3 separate regions of the Homo sapiens genome follow, and regions 2 and 3 are each linked to region 1. A link is a contact called in ENCODE Hi-C or POLR2A ChIA-PET data. All regions are on one chromosome and are shown on one strand. Each heading gives the region's core, a stretch centred on a gene start or an enhancer-like site at or near the end of the contact. The rest is flanking DNA. Distances are from core to core; before and after follow the strand shown.

What was found. Hi-C counts contacts between places; a loop is a spot of excess contacts on that map. ChIA-PET counts read pairs that join two places held with the same protein, here RNA polymerase II (POLR2A). Pooled maps may share reads with other maps.
Region 2: a loop to region 1 is called in a pooled map, with 2.9 times the contacts of the local background. The contact joins two enhancer-like sites. A Hi-C loop is called at or near these places in 5 of 37 single-sample maps with no recorded cell type and 5 of 50 pooled maps. POLR2A ChIA-PET finds 5 or more read pairs at or near these places in 1 of 52 experiments (HEK293).
Region 3: a map of PC-3 shows a loop between it and region 1 (2.6-fold over the local background). The contact joins two enhancer-like sites. A Hi-C loop is called at or near these places in 1 of 168 maps with a recorded cell type or tissue (PC-3), 1 of 37 single-sample maps with no recorded cell type and 8 of 50 pooled maps. POLR2A ChIA-PET finds 5 or more read pairs at or near these places in 4 of 52 experiments (CD4-positive, alpha-beta T cell, WTC11, activated CD4-positive, alpha-beta T cell and 1 more).

Annotation. Positions count from the first base shown.
Region 1 is chr7:67,041,257-67,044,945 of GRCh38, forward strand. All of the region lies in intron 7 of TYW1 (tRNA-yW synthesizing protein 1 homolog), which reads left to right. Among named protein-coding and RNA genes, the nearest start is that of TYW1, 46 kb to the left of the region's middle. Within about 2 kb of position 1,940, at least 13 of the 41 ENCODE cell types and tissues checked have a DNase peak (open chromatin) inside an H3K27ac peak, as active enhancers do.
Region 2 is chr7:67,161,342-67,165,030 of GRCh38, forward strand. The region is part of intron 13 of TYW1 (tRNA-yW synthesizing protein 1 homolog); the gene reads left to right. Among named protein-coding and RNA genes, the nearest start is that of MIR4650-1, 49 kb to the left of the region's middle. Within about 2 kb of position 2,095, at least 3 of the 41 ENCODE cell types and tissues checked have a DNase peak (open chromatin) inside an H3K27ac peak, as active enhancers do.
Region 3 is chr7:67,127,619-67,131,307 of GRCh38, forward strand. The region is part of intron 13 of TYW1 (tRNA-yW synthesizing protein 1 homolog); the gene reads left to right. LOC124901664 (a long non-coding RNA gene) reads right to left here. Exons shown (of 2, transcript XR_007060370.1): 1 at 1-3,689. Among named protein-coding and RNA genes, the nearest start is that of MIR4650-1, 15 kb to the left of the region's middle. Within about 2 kb of position 1,678, at least 17 of the 41 ENCODE cell types and tissues checked have a DNase peak (open chromatin) inside an H3K27ac peak, as active enhancers do.

The DNA of each region.
Region 1 (3,689 bases), core at 690-3,189:
TTTTTACTGCTTGGCTTTTCTTTTTCTTTTCTTTTTCTGGCATTTTGTTTTTTCTTTTCTTTTTTTTGAGACAGTCTTGCTGTGTTGCCCAGGCTGGAGTGCAGTGGCACAATATCATCTCATGGCAGCCCCCGCCTCCCGGGTTCATGCAATTCTGCCTCAGCCTCCCCAGTAGGTGGGATTATAGCACCCGCCACCACGCCCGGCTAATTTTTGTATTTTTAGTAGAGACAGTGCCTCGCCATGTTGGCCAGGCTGGTCTTGAACTCCTGACCTCAGGTGATCCACCTGCCTCAGCCTCTCGAAGTGCTGGGATTACAGGTGCAAGCCACTGAGCCTGGCTTTTTCTGGCATTTTCTTTGGGGCTGGCTCACACATTCCCCGAATGCTTTCCGCGTGATCATCCATGACACACCACATGAAATTGCCTTAGTTGTTACTGTCGAGGGAAGTAGTACGTGCCAGTGCTTAAGAGTTGGGTCGAAGCACTGTCATTGTAAGACTGGTTTTTGAGTAATACTCACTAACTTTCATGGAGTCATACGTCTCAGCTTGTGTATCTGGACAAATTATTTTACCCCTCTGTGCTTCCGTTTTCTCATTTGTAATGTGGGAGATAACAGTATCTGCCTTATAAAGTTCTTATGTAGATTGAAAAAGTTAATCCAGCCGCATTGTATTTTCTTGTATAGTAGTTAATATATTTTTTATATAATAACATTATATTCTAATTCTATTAGAATTAATGTATAATTATATTAGAATTATATAATTATATTAGAATTAATATATAATTATATTAGAATTATATAATTATATTAGAATTATATAACAATTATATAATTAGAATTAGAATATAATTTTAACTAATTATTCTGATATAATTATATATTATTAGTATAATATATAATTAGAATTAGAATATAATATTAACTAATTATTTCAATATAATTAGAATTAGAATATATTAACTATAATAGTTAATAATTAGCTTATATAAGTATATGTCTTCAAATAGGATAGATTTGGTCCTACCAAAACACCACCTTGGTATTCTACCTCCCTCCCTCTGTAGTACTATTTAAGACTTCTTCTAGGACTGAAGATAATTTGAAGTATGAGAGTGGTTTCTAAGAACTAGAGCACTAAAGTTTGAAACACTGGAATGTTAGGGAGACAGATGGAGATATGGGAGGAATAGGGTGTTAGGGGTGGCATGTTTGGGGAACCCTAAACAGTTTGGTGTGCCTAGAGTTGACTGGGGGTAGGGATATTTGGAGCTGTGACATAGAGAAGGAAGATGGGGTAGGATCCTAGAGGCTTCTCAAGTCCTGCAGTGGAGGGGGCTGAGCTTTCTCCTGAAGGCAGTGGGAGGCAATGTGATTTGATTGAATTGGAGAATGGGTTAGCGGGTGTGGGGAGAGAGGAGAGTTCCAGTGTAGGTTTAAAATATTAGGAGGCCGGGTGCAGTGGCTTATGCCTGTAATCCCAGAGCTTTGGGAGGCTGAGGCTGGTGGATCACCTGAGGTCTGGAGTTCAAGATCAGCCTGGCAAACATGGCGAAACCTCATTTCTACTAAAAATACAAAAGTTAGTGGGATGTGGTGGCACACGCCTGTAATCCCAGCTACTCGGGAGACTGAGGCAGGAGAATCGCTTGAACCTGAGAGATGGAGGTTTCAGTGAGCAGAGATTGTGCCTCTGTACTCCAGCTTAGGCAACAGCCTGAGACAACCCTGTCTCAAAAAATAAAGGAAAAAAGGAGAAATCAAAATACATACTAGATTATCTCACTCAATCCTCACAGTGACCTTGAGATGATCAAACTATTATCATCTGCAATTTACCATTTAACAGATAGCAACTGAGGCTTAGTTTAAGCAATTTGTCCATCGTCAGTTGGCTGGTAAGTTGACAGGCTCAAGCCTGGACTCCATCTGTCTGTGTCACTCCTCTTGGCTGCTTCCCCAGGGAGGAGTGGTTCTCAGAAGAGAAGCTGTAGTGTTTAGAGAACCATGAGTCAGGAGGAGCCTGATAATTTTTATATTGTTTATTTTCTCTTTCTCTTATGTTGTGGTTTGTAAATGTAAAGCCCATTGCTACTTTTTTTTTTTTTTTTCCTGCAGTAAATAAATGTTGCTAAATAATCCCCACAGCAATGTTCTGGCTAAGCAGACAAACACTAACATCAGCATCATTAATTTTGGAAATAAATGGCAAATGCTTGACAGTTACTCACTGGAGAAACATTTCCATTTGCCAGCTATTTAAATTGCAGAAGGATCTCAGTATGTCCAGTTCTGATTATAAATTTCTGTTGGTATTGCAGTGGAATAACAGGAAGCTAGTTTCAGAATTATTTTTAAGGCTTTGGAGTGTTTACTTCACCTAGAAACAAGAGGTGATATCCTTTCAACCCCAATACACTGCCCTTAAACCATCTTGACTCACCATGGTCTCTGTAGCTAGGAGCACTTAGCAATGAGTCCCCATGTTATCTTGTTAAGGTAGGTTATCCAAAATAGAATTACGGTGTCAGAGTAAAGCTCTTGACACGCTTGGGCACGCTGCTTTTCCACCAGTTCAAAAGGCATTTTTAGAACTCAGTATATACAAAAGCTTTGCGTAATGGTGAAAATTGGTCATTTTAAAACTGAACCATGACTAGTGAGTGATATCTTGGAGATTCATTTATTAAAGAAATAGGAATCTAAATGTGGGGTTAAATTGCAGCAAAAGTTATTAAATATTAATAATTTAATTTTTTACTGTGATTCCTTTTCAGTGATATAATTTTTATTAGTTTAGATTAATATTAAAACTCTACTTCATGTATAATTAAGCATGAATAAGAGTTTTTTTTTTTTTTTTTTTGAGATGAAGTCTTGCTTTGTTGCCCAGGTGTGATCTTGGCTCATTGCAACCTCTGCCTGCTAGGTGCAAGTGATTCTTCTGCCTCAGCCTCCTGAATAGCTGCGACCACAAGCGCATGCCACCACGCCTGGCTAATTTTTGTATTTTCAGAAGAGATGGGTTTCATCATGTTGGCCAGGCTGTTCTAGAACTCCTGACCTCAAGTGATCTGCCCGCCTCAGCCTCCCAAAGTGCTGGGATTACAGGTGTGAGCCACCACGTCCGACCTGAGTTTTTAATATTGAAAGTTACCAGGCTTAGAATTAGTTACTAAAAGAAGTATGGTCTAAGTTTCCGGGTCTGGAAATAGCTGTCTGATAGTTTTGAGGCATTTCTTCATTTATTCAACCAACATTTACTGAAGGCCCATCCTGTGCTGGCATGGCTCCAGGCCTAGCCAGGTTGACTGTCTAGAAAAATGACCTCTAGAGAATTTGGGCGTTCTGTAGCCAATCTTCTCTTTTTCTTTTCTTTGAGACAGAGTCTGTTGCCCAGGCTGGAGTGCGGTGGCACCATCTCGGCTCACTGCAACCTCTGCCTCCTGGGTTCAAGTGATTCTCGTGCCTCAGCCTCCCCAGTAGCTGAAATTATAGGCCTTTGCCACCATGCCCGGCTAATTTTTGTATTTTTAGTAGAGATGGGGTTTCACCATGTTGGCCAGACTGGTCTCAAACTGCTGACCTCAGGTTATCCACCCACCTCCACCTCCCAAAGTGCTAGGATTACAGACGTGAGCCACCACACCCGGCCAAGCCAACCTTTTCTATAGGAATTGA
Region 2 (3,689 bases), core at 845-3,344, 120 kb after region 1:
CCATGTCTTCCATTTATTTTAAAATTGCCTGTCCTGTCACTTTAATTTTCTTTCACTAAAGCTTATGTTCTAATTGTAGATTAGGTTGGCTCTCTTTCTGAAATGTTAGATTACCACGTATCTTTTGGAATTTTGGTTTGCAGGCTCATCTTGAGTAGGTGTTATTTTTGCATGCCTGTGTGCTCTAACGGGCAGCTAGGTCCAATTCCTGGCCAGGAGATTGTTTCATTGTATGTTTTAACCAGCTTTATTTGATTTTCATTTTATCTGTGTTGCAGTGTGGATGTCTCAGGAGATGAATTTATAGCACTTATTTGACCATGTGTCCATTATATATATATTATTTAGTAAATAATGCACATTAGATAAAGAAGGATTTTGCATGGAAGGCTTAATTTTTGGCATCCTAATGTTAGTATAATAAGTGTGGTCTACTCTTCTTTCTGGGCTCATCTTCCTATCATTCCAGATTCACGTTCTTATGTGTCAGACATAAAGTAGACTGCTGTACCCCCAGGCATATCTTGTCACTAATAAGCTTTCCAGGGAGGAAACTTTATAGGCTTACTTCACGGACTGAGTCACCTTCTAAAGAGTCTGGTTTTTGTTTTTGTTGTTTTGCAAGACCAAGCTTCGGCACAGGGAGGTTAATTGATGGGTTAAAAACATTCTGGACCGGGCGCAGTGGCTCACGCCTGTAATCCCAGCACTTTGGGAGGCCAAGTTGGGCGGATCACAAGTTCAGGAGATCGAGACCATTCTGGCTAACACGGTGAAACCCTGTCTCTATTAAAAATACAAAAAAAACAAAAAAACAAAAAAATTGGCCGGGCGTGGTGGCGGGTGCCTGTAGTCCCAGCTACTCAGGAGGCTGAGGCAGGAGAATGGCGTGAACCCGGGAGGCAGAGCTTGCACTGAGCCAAGATTGCACCACTGCACTCCAGCCTGGGTGACAGAGCAAGACTCTGTCTCAAAAAAAAAAAAAAAAAAAAAAATTCTGAACATCCCTGGACTATAGAGTTTTTGCATTTGAATGATTAATTTTCCAGGGAGGGAGTATTTGCTATAATATTTGGGACTTTGGGAACTTGTAGATTGGTACAAGTAATATTTCTGGAGAAATAGACCTGCTCTAAGGCATATTGATTTTAGAGATGTATAGTTTGGGGCTGCCCTATATTCCTTTAAAATTTACTTTGTCTCAGTCGTTTTGTGAAGCATAATTTGGCTGTCTTAAATATCCTTCTCATACCCTGTCTTCTGCACACATGGAGTCCAGTTATTTCTATTCATTTGTATTTGATGCAGGAGTGATGGATAGATTTTGTGTGCAGGAACATTGCCAGAGATTTTACTTTTGTCAATATCCTCGGACATCCAAGTCAGTACGTTGCTTGAAGTCATGGGAGTCTGAGATGACATCCTGGTTTAGGCAATAACATGATCTTCTGCTGATTGATTTTTATGACATTGTTTCTCTTATTTCTGTTTACTATTCTGTAGATAGGGCACCTCTCTTGTTCATCTTGTGGTGGTGGTTTTAGATTTTTTAGAAAGCTCTTCTCCCAGATGGAAAGTATATAGAGTAGCCCTTAGGATTTTATAGTTGCATCTTTCTTTCTCTAGAAACCTTACCACTTATTTATTCTCTTTCAGCTATTTTGTCTTCAGCTGTTTACATTTTGTATTCCTTACTAGTCATTCGTTCTTTGAATATTCTCATTTCTTTGTCCTTTTCCATACAATTCCCATGTTGTAAATTTCCGCATTCTGCTTCTCAGGGCACATATCATTTTCATACTATGGACTGTCTTGTTCAAAATGTCAGTAAGCACCCTCATCTAATTTCTCCCAACCTCCAAAGGATGAGGAAACATTGCTCCATACTACTCATTTGATTTTCCCAAAGTGTAAATACCACAGTAGTATTTACACTAAAATTCCAGTGGGAATTTTATTTCTGCCATTACATGGTTACTTTGCTTACAGTCCCTCTTTTTCACATTCTGCTGCCAGTGCTCCGAGCCTCTTCTGTGTGCATCTTGCACCTCTCAGCTTTCTTGCGCTCATCTCTTCTTGTGGTTTCACCCTCCGCTTACTCCTTCACACAGATGATATCTTCCTGCACACTAACCAAGTTGCCGGGTGGATGTCAAGCTCTGTTTTTCTGTTTCCTGTTGTAAGTAACCTGTAGAGTACATGACTCTTCAGGCTCTGGCCACACTGTCCTACGATTCAGTTGATGTGCATGATCTTCTTAGGTTCTACTGAACTCAAGGCATGTCTTTTCTACTCTCTGCCAAATTTCTGATCTTTAAGCAGGAGAATTTTTTTTTTTTTTTTCTGAGACAGAGTCTTGCTCTGTCGCTCAGGCTGGAGTGCAGTGGTGTGATCTCAGCTCTCTGCAACCTCCGCCTCCTGGGTTCAAGTGATTCTCATGCCTCAGCCTTCTGAGTAGCTGAGTTTACAGGCATGCGCTACCACGTCCAGCTAATTTTTGTATTTTTAGTAGAGATGGGGTTTCACCATGTTGGCCAGGCTGGTCTCGAACTCCTGACCTCAGATGATCCGCCCACCTTGGTCCCCCAAAGTGCTGGGATTACAAGCGTAAACCACCACGCCTGGCAGAGCAGGAGAGTTTTAAGTATCTACTGTAATGGATAGCGGAGATCAGGCATATCAAGAGACTGTTAAACCCAACCAATCTCATCTTAAGTATCAATACTATTAAAAAGTGTGTATGTATACGTGTTTTCTGATCCCAAAACTTTTGTTGTATTTCCTTCTAAACCTTAATTTTTTTGGTGTAGATAGATTTATATTATTAATGCCATGCTGCGTTTATAAGTTTGTTTTCAGCTTTTAAAAAATTCATTTAAATTTTTTTGGTGTAGATATATTTATATTGTTAATGCCATGCTGCATGTATAAGTTTGTTTTCAGCTTTTAAAAAATTCATCATTGTAACATAAAAATTACCCCTTGCAGCCAGGTGTTATAGCTAATGCCTGTAATCCCAGCATTTTGGGAGGCCGAGGTGGGTGGATCACTTGAGGTCAGGAGTTCGAGACAAGCCTGGGCAACATAGCGAAACATCTCTACTAAAAAATACAAAAAAAATTGGCTGGATGTGATGGCATGTGCCTGTAGTTCCAGCTACTCAGGAGGCTGAGGTGGGAGGATGGTTTGAGCTTGGGAAGTCAAGGCTGCAGTGAGCTATGATGGCACTATTGCATTCCAGCCTGGGCAACAGAGCAAAACTGTCTCAAAAAAAAAAAAAAAAAGTTACCCCTTGTCAACAAATACTCCTCTAAAACAGTTATTCTCAATGGGAACGAGGTACAAAAAATAAGTCTCCCTCTCTTTCTGAGAGTCACATCTAGATTGACCCTGCTATTGTTAGGAGGATGTTCCTCAGATATGTTGGGGTTCGTGACCATTGTTCTGAAATAACATCTTTAGTGTTAGCTAAAGGGTGATATCATAAATCATCTAGCCATTCCTTGGGATTGAACATCTTGTCATCATCTTGAGTTTGTAGTGTCTCGTTATTATAAAGCTAGAATAAACATGCTTATTCATCAGTCTTTGTTCATAATTTTCATCATGTCCATAGGCTACATTTTTAGAAATGCAATTACTAGGTCAACAGATTTGAATATTTTTCAGATTCTTTAATCATCTTGCCA
Region 3 (3,689 bases), core at 428-2,927, 86 kb after region 1:
ATAAACATTTTTATTTTACTCCTTCTCTGATGTTCTTCCTTTCTTTTCTTAGATCTGAGTTTCTGACCTGTATCATTTTCCTTTTCTCTGAAGAACTTCTTTTAACATTTCTTTCAAGGAAGATCTACTGGCAACAAATTCCCCCAGATTCCAGTTGTCTGAAAAAGTATTTCTCCCTTAGTGTTGAAGGACATTTTCATAGGGTGCAGATTCTAGGTGGTGATTTTTTCTTTCAGGGCTTAAATATTTCACCCTGCCGTCTCCTTGCTTGCATGCTTTCTGGGTAGAAGTTGAAATCATTCTTTCCTTTTCTATAGGTAAGGCTTTTTTCCCTCTGTCTTCTTTCTGGATTTTGTTAAATATTTGATTTTCTGTGGTTTGAAACTTACATGCTTATCTATAGTTTTTCTGACATTTATCCTACTTGGTGTTCTGGGAGCCTCCTGACTGTGGTTTGGGGCCTGACATTAACATGGGGAAATCCTGAGTGATTATTCGTTCAAATACTACTTTTGTTCTTTTCTCTCTTTCTTTTCCTCTTGGTATTCCTGTTACACATACATTACACCCTTTATAGTTATCCCACAGCTCCTGAATATTCCATTCTGGTTTATTTCAGTCTTTTTTCATTTTGCTTTTCAGTTTTAGAGGTTTCTGTTGAGAATCCTTAAACTCAGAGATTCCTTCATCAGCCATATCCAGTCTCAAGGCCATTCTTCATTTCCAAAGTTAGAGTGTTTTAGAGCTCCAGCATTTCGATTTTGTTCTTTCTTAGGATTTCGATCTCTGTTTACATTGTCTATCTGTTCTTGTGTGCTGTGTACTTTATCCACTGGAGCCCTTTGCATCTGGTCGGGTTATCCCAACATCCCTGCCGTGTCAGAGCCTGGTTTGGATCCTTGTGCTATCTCTTTAAACTTTGCTTTTTGCCTTTTAGTGTGCCTTGTAACTTCTTGTCACTGAACGTGATATCCTGGGTAAAAGGAACTGCTCTCACTAGACCTTTAATAATGTGATGGTATGGTGTATGGGGAGGGGAAGCATTCTGTAGTCTTATGATTAGGTCTCAGTGTTTTTTTTTTTTTTTTTTGAGACGGAGTCTTGCTCTGTCACAGGCTGGAGTGCAGTGGCACGATCTTGGCTCACTGCAACTTCTGCCTCCCAGGTTCAAGCAATTCTCCTGCCTCAGCCTTCCAAGTAGCTAGGATTACAGGCACCCGCCACCATGCTCCACTAATTTTTGTATTTTTACTAGATACGGGGTTTTACCATGTTGGGCAGGCTAGTCTTGAACTCCTAACCTCAAATGATCCACCTGCCTTGGCCTCCCAAAGTGCTGGGATTACAGGTGTGAGCCACCGCGCCCAGTCTAGGTCTCAGTCTTTTAGTGAGGCTGTACCCCTGGACTGTGAACTTCACAAATACTTCTCAGTTTTTTCTTCCCCCTTGGGACAGGTTGGCTAGAGTGTGCTGCAGTTGGCTATTTCCCTTTTCTTACATGGAAGGCCGGTGCTGGCTGGAGTTGGGTATTTCTCTTCCACTTGGTTAGTTAGGCTCTGATAAAACCAAGCAAGTTAGGTTCTGGTTAAATCGTTTCTCCTGGGAGCAGACCTTGTTATCAACAGAATGCTCTGACACATGTCAAATGGTTCCTGTTTCCCTCCCCTTACCGGAAGCACAAGGGATTTCCCCCTGTATACTTACTGTGAGAATCTGGCAGAGCTCCAGTAGGTAAAACTCACAAAAGTGTAGGGCCCCTAATGACTGGGTCTGTCTGGAATTTTTATGTGTCAGACTTGTCCACACTGAGCCTCCAGCACTTTGTCAATTACAGTTCAGTTTCCCTGTGTTAGCGCTGGTCTCTGTGGAGGTTTCTGCTCCTGTTAAGTTGTGATTCTCTGTGCCTGCCTGTTTTTCCCTCCAATTATGGGGACAGCAGGTTTGCCCTGTGACCTCACTTCTCTGATGGATCTAAGAACAGTTGTTGATTTTTCAATTTGTTCAGCTTTTTACTTGTTAAGACACAGTGATGACGTCCAAGCAACTTTCTTGCTGCATTGGAAACTAGAAGGCTCGTAGGGGTTAATTTTAAGTTTTAAAATCTGATAGTATAAGTCTCACAGCTTTTTTCTTTAAGACCTAGTAATTTTTGTCTTTGTGAATTCTCCTTTTAGTGTCATGCTTAGACCCTTAGGATATAAAAATACTTATGTATATTTTCTGGTTCTTTCCTAGCCCAGTTGTTTAAATCTCAACTCTTTAATCCAGTTGGGATATAACTTAGCATTCATTTTTATGTCGTTCCCAAGTACCATTTATTGATGAACCATCTTTAAAGTACAGATTTGATAAGCTATCATTACTACGTATTGAAACTTGATATATGTGCTGTTCCATTCCCAGAAGATACTCTGTGTGTTGATTTCTACTTTTTTTTTTTTGTTAACAGAGTGTCATATCTTTCTATAGAAGTAATTATAGGCCGTGCGTGGTGGCTCATGCCTCTAATCCCAGCACTTTGGGAGGCTGAGGTGGGTGGATCACCTGAGGTCAGGAGTTTGAGACCAGCCTGGCAAACACAGTGAAACCCCATCTCTACTACAAATACAAAAATCAGTTGGGTGTGGTGGTGGGTACCTGTAATCCCAGCTACTCGGGAGGCTGAGGCAGGAGAATCACCTGAACCCGGGAGGCGGAGGTTGCAGTGAGCCGAGATTGTGTCACTGCACTTCAGCTTGGGAAACAGAGACTCCATCTCAAAAAACAAACAGATGGCTGGGTGCGGTGGCTCACATCTGGAATCCCAGCACTTTGGGAGACTGAGGTGGGTGGATCACGAGTTCAGGAGGTCGAGACCATCCTGGCTAACATGGTGAAACCCCGTCTCTACTAAAAATACAAAAAATTAGCTGAGCATGGTGGTGGGTCCCAGCTACTCGGGAGGCTGAGGCAGGAGAATGATGTGAACCTGGGAGGTAGAGCTTGCAGTGAGTGGGGATCATGCCCCTGCACTCCAGCCTGGGCGACAGAGCGAGACTCTTAACTCAAAAAAAAAAAAATGCAAAATACAAAAATGAAGTAAATATAACACTCCAACACTCTTCTTACTGTCTGAATAATATTTTTTAATATGGATTTAACAAATAACCTCACAAGTCTTGTCTTTGGCAGCCTTCCCTAACTCCTTCCCTCCCCTCCCACAGTCTGCATTTGGCACTTCTGGGTGAAGGGTACTTGTGCTTTCTTTTACCACCCAGGAGAGCAGGGGTTGGTGTGACTGCTTATTTAATTGTCCTTGCTCTGAATTGAAAAGTCCCCTAGGGAAGGCAAGATGTGTGTTATGCCTTTTTGTTCACTGTGGTATTCAAAGCCCTTAACACGGTGACTGACACATGATTGCCACATAAGTATTTGGTCAATGAGCAAATTGCATTTATCTGATCTCCTCTTGGTGTATATTCTGTTATTTCCCAACAACCTGCTTGGTTTAGTAATTGAAAGCTTGGGTCTCTGAAACAAGGCTACCAAGGTTTGGATACTGGCTCTGCCACCTATTGTGTGTGTAATTTTGGGCAAGGGACTCACTTTTCTCACCTGTGAAATGGGGTAAATAACAGTGCCTACCTTATAGGGTCTAGACAAAAACACCTAGAAACATTACAGTAGGTAATTTTGTTTGAATTTTACAA